Regions from separate parts of the Homo sapiens genome. Here regions 1, 2 and 4 are each linked to region 3. The links are chromatin contacts, found by Hi-C or POLR2A ChIA-PET in ENCODE. All regions are on one chromosome and are shown on one strand. The core of a region is the stretch at or near the end of the contact, and the rest is flanking DNA. Distances in the headings are between cores, read along the strand shown. Region 1 holds the start of RPS6KA3 (ribosomal protein S6 kinase A3). Region 2 holds the start of EIF1AX (eukaryotic translation initiation factor 1A X-linked). Region 3 holds the start of RS1 (retinoschisin 1). Region 4 holds the start of SH3KBP1 (SH3 domain containing kinase binding protein 1).

Region 1 (2,700 bases), core at 42-2,541, 1.6 Mb before region 3:
ACATTTCTGCCCGGGCGCACTTAGCGCGCAGCGGCTCCTGGCGCAGTGAACACAGGGTCGAGTCCTCTTGGGACGCACCCCGGACGCCCAGGCCTTCCCCCCAAAGCTCTCGCCGTCCTGTGGGGCTCCGTCGCCGTCGGGGCATTGGGTTTCCTTAATCCAGGGCTTCCCCATCTTGGGCAGGAGGAGGAGTCAGAACCCCTCCCCTCCCTCTGTCCCCCTCCTCCTCCTCCTCCGCCCACGGCCAGCCTGATTTTTAAATCTAATCTCTTATTTAAAGTCAACAGAGGAGCAGGAACCCCGCGCTCCTGCCTACAAGATATTTTTAAATAATTCTCCAACCTCTACCGAGAGGGACAGCCTTAAGGAACCTCCCTGTTTTCCCCTCTTGAAGATTTAGGTAGCAGACGTGGGGCGGGGGGCAGCGGTTCCAGGGTCGCAGCTGAAGGCCGAGAGCTCTGCGCACTTGGGGAGGAGAATTTGGGCTGGGGGCGGTGCGGGGGAAGCGACTAATACAAGAGGAATTAATCCCAAATAGCCACAATTTAACAAAAGAGCGTCAACTTGAAAAGACTTGAATCAAACCGGGAGCCGAGCCCCCAGGAGGCTCCTAGGCACGAAGCCTCCCTTGCCTCCGTCGGGGGAGATGGGGGGCAGGTGATTTCCCAGCATGTGACCCTGAAGAGGGAGGGTCTTGGGCCATTACGGGATGCGCCCAGAGACTAGGCGCGTCCGCACGCACGCACCCCCGGAGGAGACAAGCCGAAAAGACACTCCGCACCCCTCCCCGGGTCCTTGGCTCGGGACTGCGCCCCCGGTACTTTGCCCACCTCCCTCCCCAGCTGGGCGGGGACCACTGTTCTCCCTCATTCCCAAGGAGCCTCCGACCTCCTTGGACCCTTGGCGGTGAAAGGCTCCCAGCCTTCGCCCCTCCTGCCTTTCCCATTTCTTTCCCCCGCCTCCCGCCGACGCCCCCAGATCTGTTGGGCTCGCCCTTCCTGAAAGTAGGCGAGGCCCAGAAGCTGAGGTTGGGGCGCAGAAGGAGGGGGGTGGGAAGAGGGAGGAGCGGAGCGCAGCGGCCGGGGGCGTGTCTTCCACTAGCCCAGCCCCTGGGTGCGCGCGGCGGTGGTGGCGGCGGCCGAGCCTCGCTTTGAGAGACAGGTATCGCTTAGGCGCCATGTTGTGAGCGGAAGTGGGGGAGCGCGCGGCGGTCGCTGTTCTGCTGGGAGCGGGCGCGGGAACCGGCGGGGGGGGCGGAGCCGTAGTCCCGGCGGCGGAAGGAGGAGAGGAAGAAAGGGGCGAGACCCGGTGCCCAGCGGAGGCGCGAGGCTCTCGCTCAGCGCGCGGGCGTCTCTGGCCAGGCGCGCGGCTTTCGGGCGGTCGGCGTCGGCGTCGAGCCCTCTCTGGGGCCGCCGCCGCTGCTGCTGCTGCTGCCGCTGCCGCTGCCGCTGCCGCCGCCGCCGCCGCCGCCGCCGCTGCCGTGGGGCTCGGGCGGCGACGGAGCGGGGCCGGCCGTGGGGCGGGCGGGGAGGGAGGAGGCGGTGAAGGCGGCGGGCCGGGGGGGAAGATGCCGCTGGCGCAGCTGGCGGACCCGTGGCAGAAGATGGCTGTGGAGAGCCCGTCCGACAGCGCTGAGGTGAGTGCAGCAGGGCGGCCGGGGCCGGCGCATCTCCTCCTCGCGCCCCCGCCGGCTCGCTTCGCTCCCCGGAGCTGGCCACTCGGCCCGTTCTGATCCCGCTCGCGTCTTTCCCCCGGGCTCAGGGTTTTGGTTTGGGTTGTTGGGGTGGGTCTATTGGCCGGTCTGTCTGTTCCTTCCATCCTCACCCTCACCTCCTTCCCTCGCTCGGGGGGCTGCCAGTGTGGTGGCGCGTGGGGTTTGGAGTGGGCGCTGGGGCTTTGCAAGAAGCCAATTTTAATCAACTTTGCGTGGGGGAAGCGGGAGGCGGAGCGGGGGCCGGCGGGGAGTTGGGAAGTTTGGCCCAGCCGGGTCGGGGGCTTTCCCGGACCTTGGCGACTTTGGGAGATGAGGGAGGGGTAGGGATCGGGTTCACCGGGGAGCAGGGACTCTCGAGTCCAGCCGAGGGAGGGGCTGCTGCGGGGAGACCGGCGCGCGGGGCACGGGCGGCGGCGACCTGTGGGGGTTTCGGGTAGGGGGTGCAGGGTTTTGCCTCCCCCTCGTCTGCCGCAGCGGTTTCTGCTGCTGCAAAGAAGAAAGCGGAAGCCTAAGGTCCCCTACCCCCTCCGTTTCTGAGGTCGCAGAGCTAGACCCCCGTCCCTGTGAGTTTAACTTGAGTTTCCTGTCCATGGAGGTGAGAGGGTGATATTCAAGGAGATCAGCGGCCGCCGTAAAAGGCTTTCTGGTTTTCCTCGCCCGGGATCTGGTGACCGTCCCTGAGTCACCCATCCTAGTGCCCAAAACCCAAACAATATACCCAAACAGGGCAAAACAGAATTTCCCCGGGCGCATCACTACACCGAGCTTTCCTGAACCGCCCCTATCCCAGAACAACTCGGGGTCTGCGAAAATAATCCAGACAAGACCCGTTCCAAGGTATCACCGCTCCTCTCCGGAGTGGAAAATCAATTCCTGATGGTGGCGCGTCTGTGATTCTTCCTTCTTGACTTTTTGCTGCCTTCTCTCCCCGCAGCGGACTTTAGGGGATTACAGGATGATAGGCTGCGTGTGTGTAATAGTTACTG
Region 2 (2,700 bases), core at 93-2,592, 1.5 Mb before region 3:
CTTTGAAGAACTTATGTCCAAATACAGTCACATTGAGTTACTGGGGATTAGAACGTGAACATACGAATTTTGGGGGGGACACAATTCAGCCCATTAACATTGAGCTTAAGTCTTTTCTCCCCTCCCTCCCTTCCTTTCTGTGTGTATTGAACACCTATTATGTGCCAGACATTCAGCTAAGTGGGGGTAATGGTAAGCAACAAACATGGTCTCTGCCCGGTAAGGTTTACAGTGAGGTAGGACAGACAGACTTAAAGAGTAATAACAAGTGCCATGCAAATATTATGCTTTGGTAATGGATGCCAGGAAAGCCTTGCCCTTCCCATCAGGCTCCCAACCCGGCTGGGCGAGTGAAAGGACTGCGTTATGAGCTAACCGGCTGGGCACGGTGGCTGACGCCTGTAATCCCAGCACTTTGGGAGGCCGAGGTGGGCGCGAGTTGAGGTCACGAGTTCGAGACCAGCCTGGCCAACATGGTGAAACCCCGTCTCAACTAAAAGTACTAAAATTACCTGGGCATGGTGGCACATGCCTGTAATCCCAGCTACTCGGGAGGCTGAGGCAGGAGAATCGCTTGAGCCCGGGAGGCGGAGGTTGTAGTGAGCCGTGATCGCGCCACTGCACTCCAGCCTGGGCGATAGAGCAAGACTCCATCTTAATAAAAAAATTAAAATATTGGCCGGGCGCGGTGGCTCACGCCTGTAATCCCAGCACTTTGGGAGGCCGAGACGGATGGATCACGTGGTCAGGAGTTCAAGACCAGCCTAGCCAAGATGCTGAAACCCCGTCTCTACTAAAAACACAAAAATTAGACGGGCGTGGCGGCACGTGCCTGTAATCCCGGCTACTCCGGAGGCCGAGGCAGGAGAATCGCTTGAACCCGGGCGGCAGAGGTTGCAGTGAGCCGAGATCGCGCCACTGCACTCCAGCCTGGGCGACTCTAGAGCAAGACTCCGTCTCAAAAAATAAAATAAAAATAAAAATATACATATTTTTTAAAAACTGAGCTAACCACGAGGTTAACGAGTCAGCCACTTGTGAAACCGGGAGACGCGCGTTTGCTACAAAGCAGCAGAGGTCTGGTCTTAACCAGCAGCAAGCGCCACCTCAACCCGCCCTTTTCTATGACGCAGAGTCTCTCCCCCTCCCTCCCTGACTCCGCCTTTTCCCTGCTTGAGGCCCTGCCCCTCGCGTCCTCTCTGGCTTGCTGCGCACCCTCCCACAACGCGTCTCCCTCGGCTCTAACAATAGGAGTCAGTCGGCCACGCCTGCGTCATAAAGCCTGGGGGCGGGCCCAGCCGGCGACGGGAGGCGGGGAAAAGCGACGCAAAGAGTCGCGGCGCCATTTGCTGCCGCCGAGCGTGGACGCAGGCGGATCTCTGAAGAGCTGGGTCGCCAGCCTCTCCCGCGCACGTTGCCTGGCCTCCAGCACCTACTTGGTCCCGCGCGCTCCCTCGTGTCGCCCCTCGGAGCAGCAGCCGCCGCGGTCGCCGCTACCCGGAAAGAAGTCAGAGACGCCGCGAGGTCGCCGCCACCGCCATGCCCAAGAATAAAGGTAATGCCGCCCGGACCCCCGGACCACGGCTCTGCTCGGCCGGGTCTCCCAGGTCCTGCCCGTAGATTGCAGGTCACCCAGGCCGCAGTGACCCTTTTTCCTTCCCGCCCTGCCTGCCCGCGGCTGGGCGCCCCACACGCGACTCTGAGCTCGGGAGAGGAGCTGGGAAGTTAACTCCTGTTGCCCAGTTTGGTCACATTGGGGTGGAGCCGGCGCCATTTTTGTAGGGCCTCCTGCGGGAGAATGTGGGCTTTTGCTCCTGATTCGCGCCAGACTGACCGCTGCTCGGTGGGGACGGTGGCGGGAACCTTCCCCGGGGCGGCCTAGGTTTAGTAGATAGGCCCCTTTGGCCTTCCCGGGCATGAGGGGTTATAATCCCTGGAAGCCGTTCTGAACTTTCAGAGTGCTGTCTGCATTCGTGAGCACCAGGTACTCCTGCATGGGTTTCTTTATGGACAGTTCAGTATTGTTGAGGCTACTCGCTGTCCCTTGTGAACAGTGGGTGAAACCTTGATACATTTCTAAGGCTCACCTCTAGAGATTTACTCTCTCCATCCCTTTACAGGATATAGCTTATGTTTGTTTGCTGAAGACTTATTCCATATTGAGCCAAGTTTTCTACTTTTGCTTCAGATGATGCATATGTTGTGAGAATAAAGACCTAATTTAAGTGTCCTCCATTCTGAGGCTAAGCGTTCACAAATGATCAGACTTGAGGATAACTTTATTTGGGATTTCCAAAACGGAAGGCCTAATCTTAAAAAAAAAAAAACAAAAACAAAAAACAGAACACTCCTAAAGAAATTACTTTTATAGATTTACAGTGTTCCTGTCATTTTTAATAGCCGTATAACTTGAAGAAAATTGTGCAAGTAAATATAGGGAAAATACTGTATTTTCCTACAGGAGAGGAGCATACTTCATAGTCCGTAAGTAGTCTCCTTTGATTATTCATTCTAGAGGAAACCCTCCCCTGACACAGGCCTACTTCTGCTCTCTTTTCTACTTGACAGCTGGCTCCAGGGATTCTACCACATTTCCTCTTTGTAGCTGTCACTTATTACTTTATCCCTTAGGGTACTTGGTCGAGGTGTTCTGTGCACAAGTTGGTGCAGTCACTGCTCATTATTTTGGAAAAGATGGAG
Region 3 (2,700 bases), core at 27-2,526:
TGTGAGCCACCACCTCCAGCCCACCATAATCATTTTTAAGTGTACAGTTCAGTAGTGTTAAGTATATTCACATTGTTGTGAAACAGATCTCGGGAACTTTTTCATCTTGCAAAACTCAACTCTATACCTATTAAACAACTCCCCTTTTCCTCCCATCAACTTTATTCTGAATGGTGATGTAAAAATAATAGCTAATTATGTCTAGCACTGTGCTAAGTATTTTATACATATGATCTCTTGTAAGCCTCAAAATAACTCTCGAAAGTAGGCATTATTATCATCATCTTACAGATGAGAAAGTTTAGGCGCAGAGATATTAATAACTTGCCCTGAGGTCACAATGTAACAAGTGCTAGTGCTGCGATTTGGCACCCAGTCTGGGTTGGCAGTCTGTGCTCTTAAACCTACCAGGCTGCACTCATCTCTTGATTTACTTAACCAGCCCCCTAACCTTGGCCATTTAGATTGTTTCCAATTTGTTGTTGTTAAAAGTAACACAGCAATGCACAGCTTTGTGTTAACTGTCCTCCCACCACCACCAAATTTAGCATTTTCCTGAGTGAATAGGTGTGCACATGATGCCTAGTTGCTTTCAAAGAGGGGAATCCATGACATTTTCATACAATTCGAGAATGTTAGTGCTTATGTGGCAGGAAATTGTTCAAGGTCACCCCCTAAAAAATGATGGCGAAGAAAGGACGAAAACCTGAGACTTCTGGTTGTAGTTCTCTCCCTCCATTGCTTCCCTTACATTAAGATAGAATGAACAGTATGGGCCGGGCGCAGTGGCTGACGCCTGTAATCCCAGCACTTTGGGAGGCCGAGGTGGGTGGATCACCTGAGGTCAGGAGTCCGAGACCAGCCTGACTGACATGACGAAACCCCATCTCTACTAAAAATACAAAAATTAGCTGGGCGTGGTGGCGTGAGCCTATAATCCCAGCTACTCGGAAGGCTGAGGCAGGAGACTAGATTGAACCCGGGAGGCAGAGGTTGCAGTGAGCCGAGATGGCGCCATTGCACTCCAGCCTGGGTGACAAGAGCGAAACTCCATCTCAAAAAAAAAAAAAAAAAAAAAAAAAAGAACGAAAAGTATCTTCCTCGCGAACTGAATCTCAGTTGATGCTAGTATCTTCCATGAGACTTCCTTGTTGAGGCAGGTAACTCTGTGGGTTAACTTGATGGGGCTCAGCCAAAGACCTAAGAACTAAATGGATTAAGATGCTTAATGAGGCCAGGGCTCAACTTAATCCCCTGCTCCTGGGCCAGCTCTCCAGTTCAGTAAGGTAGAGCTTTGGCCGAGGACGAGGGGAAGATGTCACGCAAGATAGAAGGCTTTTTGTTATTACTTCTCTTTGGCTATGAAGGTATGTGCTATTCAACCATTGACATTCATTGCATACTTAATACATAATTTAATTAATATCGTTGATAAATAGGAATATAGCCTGAATAATATAAATATTATTAATTAGCAACACGTTAATTAACTAACATGTGTTATTAATGAACAACAGTTGTCTTTGTGTGGATGGCTTTCCAGTTCTGTGAGGAGCCTTCTAAAGTTCAAAGGATGCTTAAAATCCAACAGAAAACAGGATGGGTCTCAGAAATCTATAAAATAGCCATAAGTTGCAACAATTAATGAGAAAGTATGGCATATTCTGGAAAACTTTTAGGAGTCAAAGTGGGAGTGATTGTAGAATTTAATATTCCAAACCGGAATGCTATTGACGGTGGAGGACGATGCTATTAATAATTCTGTTGGGACGACAGGTGTAACCCAGGACCATCCAGGGCAAATTGGGGTGTAAGGTCAACCTAGTTTAAATATGGATTAACGTAACATACCCAGTACCACTGGAATCTAATAAAAAACATAATCCAACTGAGAGTCAGGAAACCTCGGAGACTCAGTACACTCACTCATTTTAAAATTTCTAAATATGACCCTAGCAGAAGTGATATGCTTCAATTAGGAAAAAATAAGGGCAAATCTGTAAAATGTCATCCAGTTCCAATTCCCTCTCAATCTTTGAAATAATATTCTTTCATGCCTCTCTCAATTCTCAAGTACCCATCTGCTCAGAATTTCTCCTCAGGTTCATCCAGATGTTAGAAATTGGTTGCCTGTCTTCTTTGTGGACATCGTGTATTTGTGTGTTATAGAAAATAAATTAAAAAGCAGGGAGAAGGAGGTCTCTGTGCTCTGCAAATGACCTGGTAGACAGACACAGCGAAACTCACACAAGTAGAATCAGAATTCTTGGTTTCACGGCTCACTGTAGCCTCAACCTCCCAGGCTCAAGCCATCCTCCTGCCTCAGCCTCCCTAGTAGCTGGGACTACAGGCACGCACCACCACATCCGGCTAATTTATTGTATTTCTTGTAGAGAGGGGTTTTCACCATGTTTCCCAGGCTGATGACTTTTGTTACTTAGTCACATTTCTCAGTATTTGGAAAGACTGGTGACAATATAATTCCAAGGTCATTCTGCAAACCCCAAGGTATATTTCTAAGTAGGGATCATGTAAACCAGTTGTCTGTTAGGATTTTTTCCCCTTGCAATTAATAGTCTGCAACTTGTCCCAGTAACTCTGACTACTTTAAGATGCTTTGGGGTTTTGTTGTTTTTCCTTTTACTCCTTGCCCCCTCCTCTTTCCTCAGCAAGAAAATCTAAGCAGACTCTTTCAAGGCT
Region 4 (2,700 bases), core at 121-2,620, 1.2 Mb before region 3:
TGTAAGACCCTGACTTTGAGGTTTTTTGAAAAACTCATGAAACAGTTATAAGAACAATTTTCTACAGAAATCCCAGGACGGTAACCAATTTACAAGAGTTGCCCCGCCAACACAGGTGAGGTATGGAGACAGCCCCTCTCTTGGGTAGGGGGTCGGCTTTCATTTGTCCCTTTTGAGTCCACTAGCCCTCAGCCTCCTCCATTTCCAGGGGCCACTGATGTAATTTCTCTATTGTCTTACGTGCTCTTTGCCTAAATGTCTCCCATGTAGTTCACTATCGCTTCCTACCACCAGATGGTGGAAAGGGAAAAGGAAATAACGGGCCGGTAGAGGAATGTGGTGGCAGGCAGAGTATCTATGGCGAAAGGTGTGGTGGTGAATGGACCCAAAACGGAGCTTCTGAATTGCCCACGAATGCCCACGGATTCCCTGTTAACATTTTAGCGCCCACTCAAGGGTCGGCCGTCCAGGTCTGGGAGTCAGTAAGGCACAATAATGCCTGCTAGGGAGGGAGCCAGCCCTCATCTCAGCGGATTCCTGGGAACGTCAGAGCTCGGGAACATTCCTGAACACCCGAACCGCACCTGGCCCAGGCACTGGGGCGGGGCTTAGGCGGGTCCCAGCGAGGCGATGCGTCCCCTCGGCCCCGCTGCGTCCTTCGCCCGTTTTTCCCCACGTCAGTGCCACCGCCTCCTCTGTGCGGAACTCGCACCTGGCCTGCCTGCGTTCCCACGCCCCACCGAAGGGACGCCGCGTTTCTCTCCCTTCCAAGGGACCCTTTTCCTTCCCCTCCAACAGCCCCCCGGGAAAACTCATTCCAGATTGCCTCGATGCCCCAGGGCCACCTGCCATCACCCTGGTCAGGCGTTTGGCCCCGGGCCTGCCCTGGTCTCCATCCCCAGCCCGTCCTCCACCTCTTGTCGCCCCCTCCCGCTCAGCCCCCTTCTCCTCCTTCTCCACGTGCCCCTGCACTCCCACGCCCCTCCCCCAAGAAGCCCCTCTCCTCCGGTCTCGAGGAGTCTCGCGGCACTTCCCGGGGCGTCAGCCCAGCCGCTGCGGGTGGGTGGCAGCCGCGCGGAGAGGGGTGCCTCTGGCGCGGGCGGTGAGGAGGGCGCCCAAGCCCCTCAGCCGCAGGGACGCCCCCGGCGCCTGCCCCGACGCGGCCCCGGCCCCGGCCCCGCCCCTCTCCGGCCCCGCCCCCGCCCGGCGGCCGCGCGTCCCCGGCAGGCGGAGCTGCAGGAGCCTCGCGGCAGCGCTGAGGAGGAGGGGAGAGCGGGCGGCGCGGCCGCGGCTGCCGGGCGCTGGGCTGGGCGGCGCTGTTTTTTTTTTTTTTTTTTTTTTTTTTTTTTTTTTTTTTTTTTTTTTTTTCGCAATTTCCACTCGCGGGGAGCAGGAAACCCGGCGCAGCCGGGCGCATTGGGCCGCGATGCAACAGCAGCAGCAGGAGTCGCCCCGGGGCAGCAGCGGCAGCAGCAGCAGAGGCAGCAGCGGGCGGCGCTGAGCCGCCGCCGCCGCCACTGAGGAAGAAGCCGGCCCAGCCGCCGCCGCGTCCGGACCCTCGCGCCTGGATCCCAGCGCCCCGATCCCGGCGCCCCAACCCCCACGCCCGCCTCCGCCAACTTTCACGCTGCCTCGGCGGCCCGGCCCGGCTCGACGCCAATGGGTGAGTGGGGGCCGCCCGCGTCCGGGCGTCCACTTCAGCCTTGAGGGCGGCGCGCCAGTCCCAGAACCGCGGAGCCCGGGAGGGCGCCCCGGGGGCAGGGTCCGGACGGGGGACACCGCGGTGGGCGCCCTCGCCTGCCTCGCGCACCCCCATTCACTCCCACTTGCGCCCGTGTGCCCGCCGAGCCCGCGCGCGGCGCCGACGGGAACCCGCGGGGGCCTGAGCAGACGATCACGGGGGCTGGCCCCGGGCGGCTCGGGCTGAGGGATGCAGGGGGTGTGGTTGGTTTTTCGGGTGGGCGGGGAGAGTTTTGTCTTGGCCATTTTTGCACCCGAGCGCGCCCTCCTCTGCGCTGCGGACACGGGCACCCGGACCTGGTGGGCTCCGGCCCTGCGCGGGGCTGCTGGTGTCTTCCTGGTCCTGTCTCGGGGGAAGCTGGAACCTCGGGGTCTTGGAGGGGGCTGGGTTGCCTTTGCTGGGGGTTGACAGGGGTTGGGGGGTGGGGCGGGAAACGCCCCAGTTCCTGGTCTGGCTCGCAGTCCCGGGGTCCAGAGCACCTGACGCTCCTCTCCTTGCGCCCCCCTTCCTCCCGGCCCCGACCCTTTCGCTGCTGCCTTCCTCCAGCCTGGCGAGCTCTCTGCTCCGTGATGCTAAAAGGCCACTTCCCATACTGTCCTTTAAGTCTTCAGGGTCTGGGACCTGGAAATGGTGATCCGGTCTTTGATTTACTGAGTAAACATCAGTTCGAAGTAGCCAACTAACCTTTGAACCCCCTGGGTCCCATTTGATTTAGACCCCGGAGCATTGGAACCACCTTGCTGCCCAGAGAAGCTGCCACTTTATTGGCAAGGCACTTATGATTACTTGGGCTATTAAATGTTTGGTCTACCCAGGTAATGTTCTTGCTGACAGCCAGCTTCTGTTTTTCAGCCTCTGGCAGATTATTTTTGGATGTTCCTAGGCCAGGCATAGGAAGGCTGCAGATAATAATAAATCATAATAAAGTGAGACCTTTCTGTGTTCAGGTAATAGGATTC

The links. A loop is a pair of places that touch in the nucleus more often than their neighbours do. ChIA-PET counts read pairs that join two places held with the same protein, here RNA polymerase II (POLR2A). Pooled maps may share reads with other maps.
Region 1: a map of B cell shows a loop between it and region 3 (12-fold over the local background). The contact joins the promoter of RPS6KA3 here to the promoter of RS1 in region 3. A Hi-C loop is called at or near these places in 3 of 168 maps with a recorded cell type or tissue (B cell, CD4-positive, alpha-beta T cell and naive thymus-derived CD4-positive, alpha-beta T cell) and 8 of 50 pooled maps.
Region 2: a loop to region 3 is called in a map of naive thymus-derived CD4-positive, alpha-beta T cell, with 29 times the contacts of the local background. The contact joins the promoter of EIF1AX here to the promoter of RS1 in region 3. A Hi-C loop is called at or near these places in 2 of 168 maps with a recorded cell type or tissue (B cell and naive thymus-derived CD4-positive, alpha-beta T cell) and 6 of 50 pooled maps.
Region 4: a loop to region 3 is called in a map with no recorded cell type, with 10 times the contacts of the local background. The contact joins the promoter of SH3KBP1 here to the promoter of RS1 in region 3. A Hi-C loop is called at or near these places in 1 of 37 single-sample maps with no recorded cell type. POLR2A ChIA-PET finds 5 or more read pairs at or near these places in 1 of 52 experiments (activated CD4-positive, alpha-beta T cell).

The regions. Positions count from the first base shown.
Region 1 is chrX:20,265,500-20,268,199 of GRCh38, reverse strand. It overlaps RPS6KA3 (ribosomal protein S6 kinase A3), which reads left to right and starts at 1,291. Exons shown (of 22, transcript NM_004586.3): 1 at 1,291-1,636. The coding sequence starts at 1,568. RefSeq lists silencers at 515-809, 1,231-1,450, 1,571-1,830.
Region 2 is chrX:20,140,480-20,143,179 of GRCh38, reverse strand. It overlaps EIF1AX (eukaryotic translation initiation factor 1A X-linked), which reads left to right and starts at 1,342. Exons shown (of 7, transcript NM_001412.4): 1 at 1,342-1,555. The coding sequence starts at 1,540. RefSeq lists enhancers at 1,231-1,280, 1,341-1,610, 1,941-2,100.
Region 3 is chrX:18,670,684-18,673,383 of GRCh38, reverse strand. It overlaps RS1 (retinoschisin 1), which reads left to right and starts at 1,276. Exons shown (of 6, transcript NM_000330.4): 1 at 1,276-1,367. The coding sequence starts at 1,316.
Region 4 is chrX:19,886,270-19,888,969 of GRCh38, reverse strand. It overlaps SH3KBP1 (SH3 domain containing kinase binding protein 1), which reads left to right and starts at 1,370. Exons shown (of 18, transcript NM_031892.3): 1 at 1,370-1,663. The coding sequence starts at 1,660. RefSeq lists silencers at 919-1,218, 1,279-1,348, 1,829-1,968.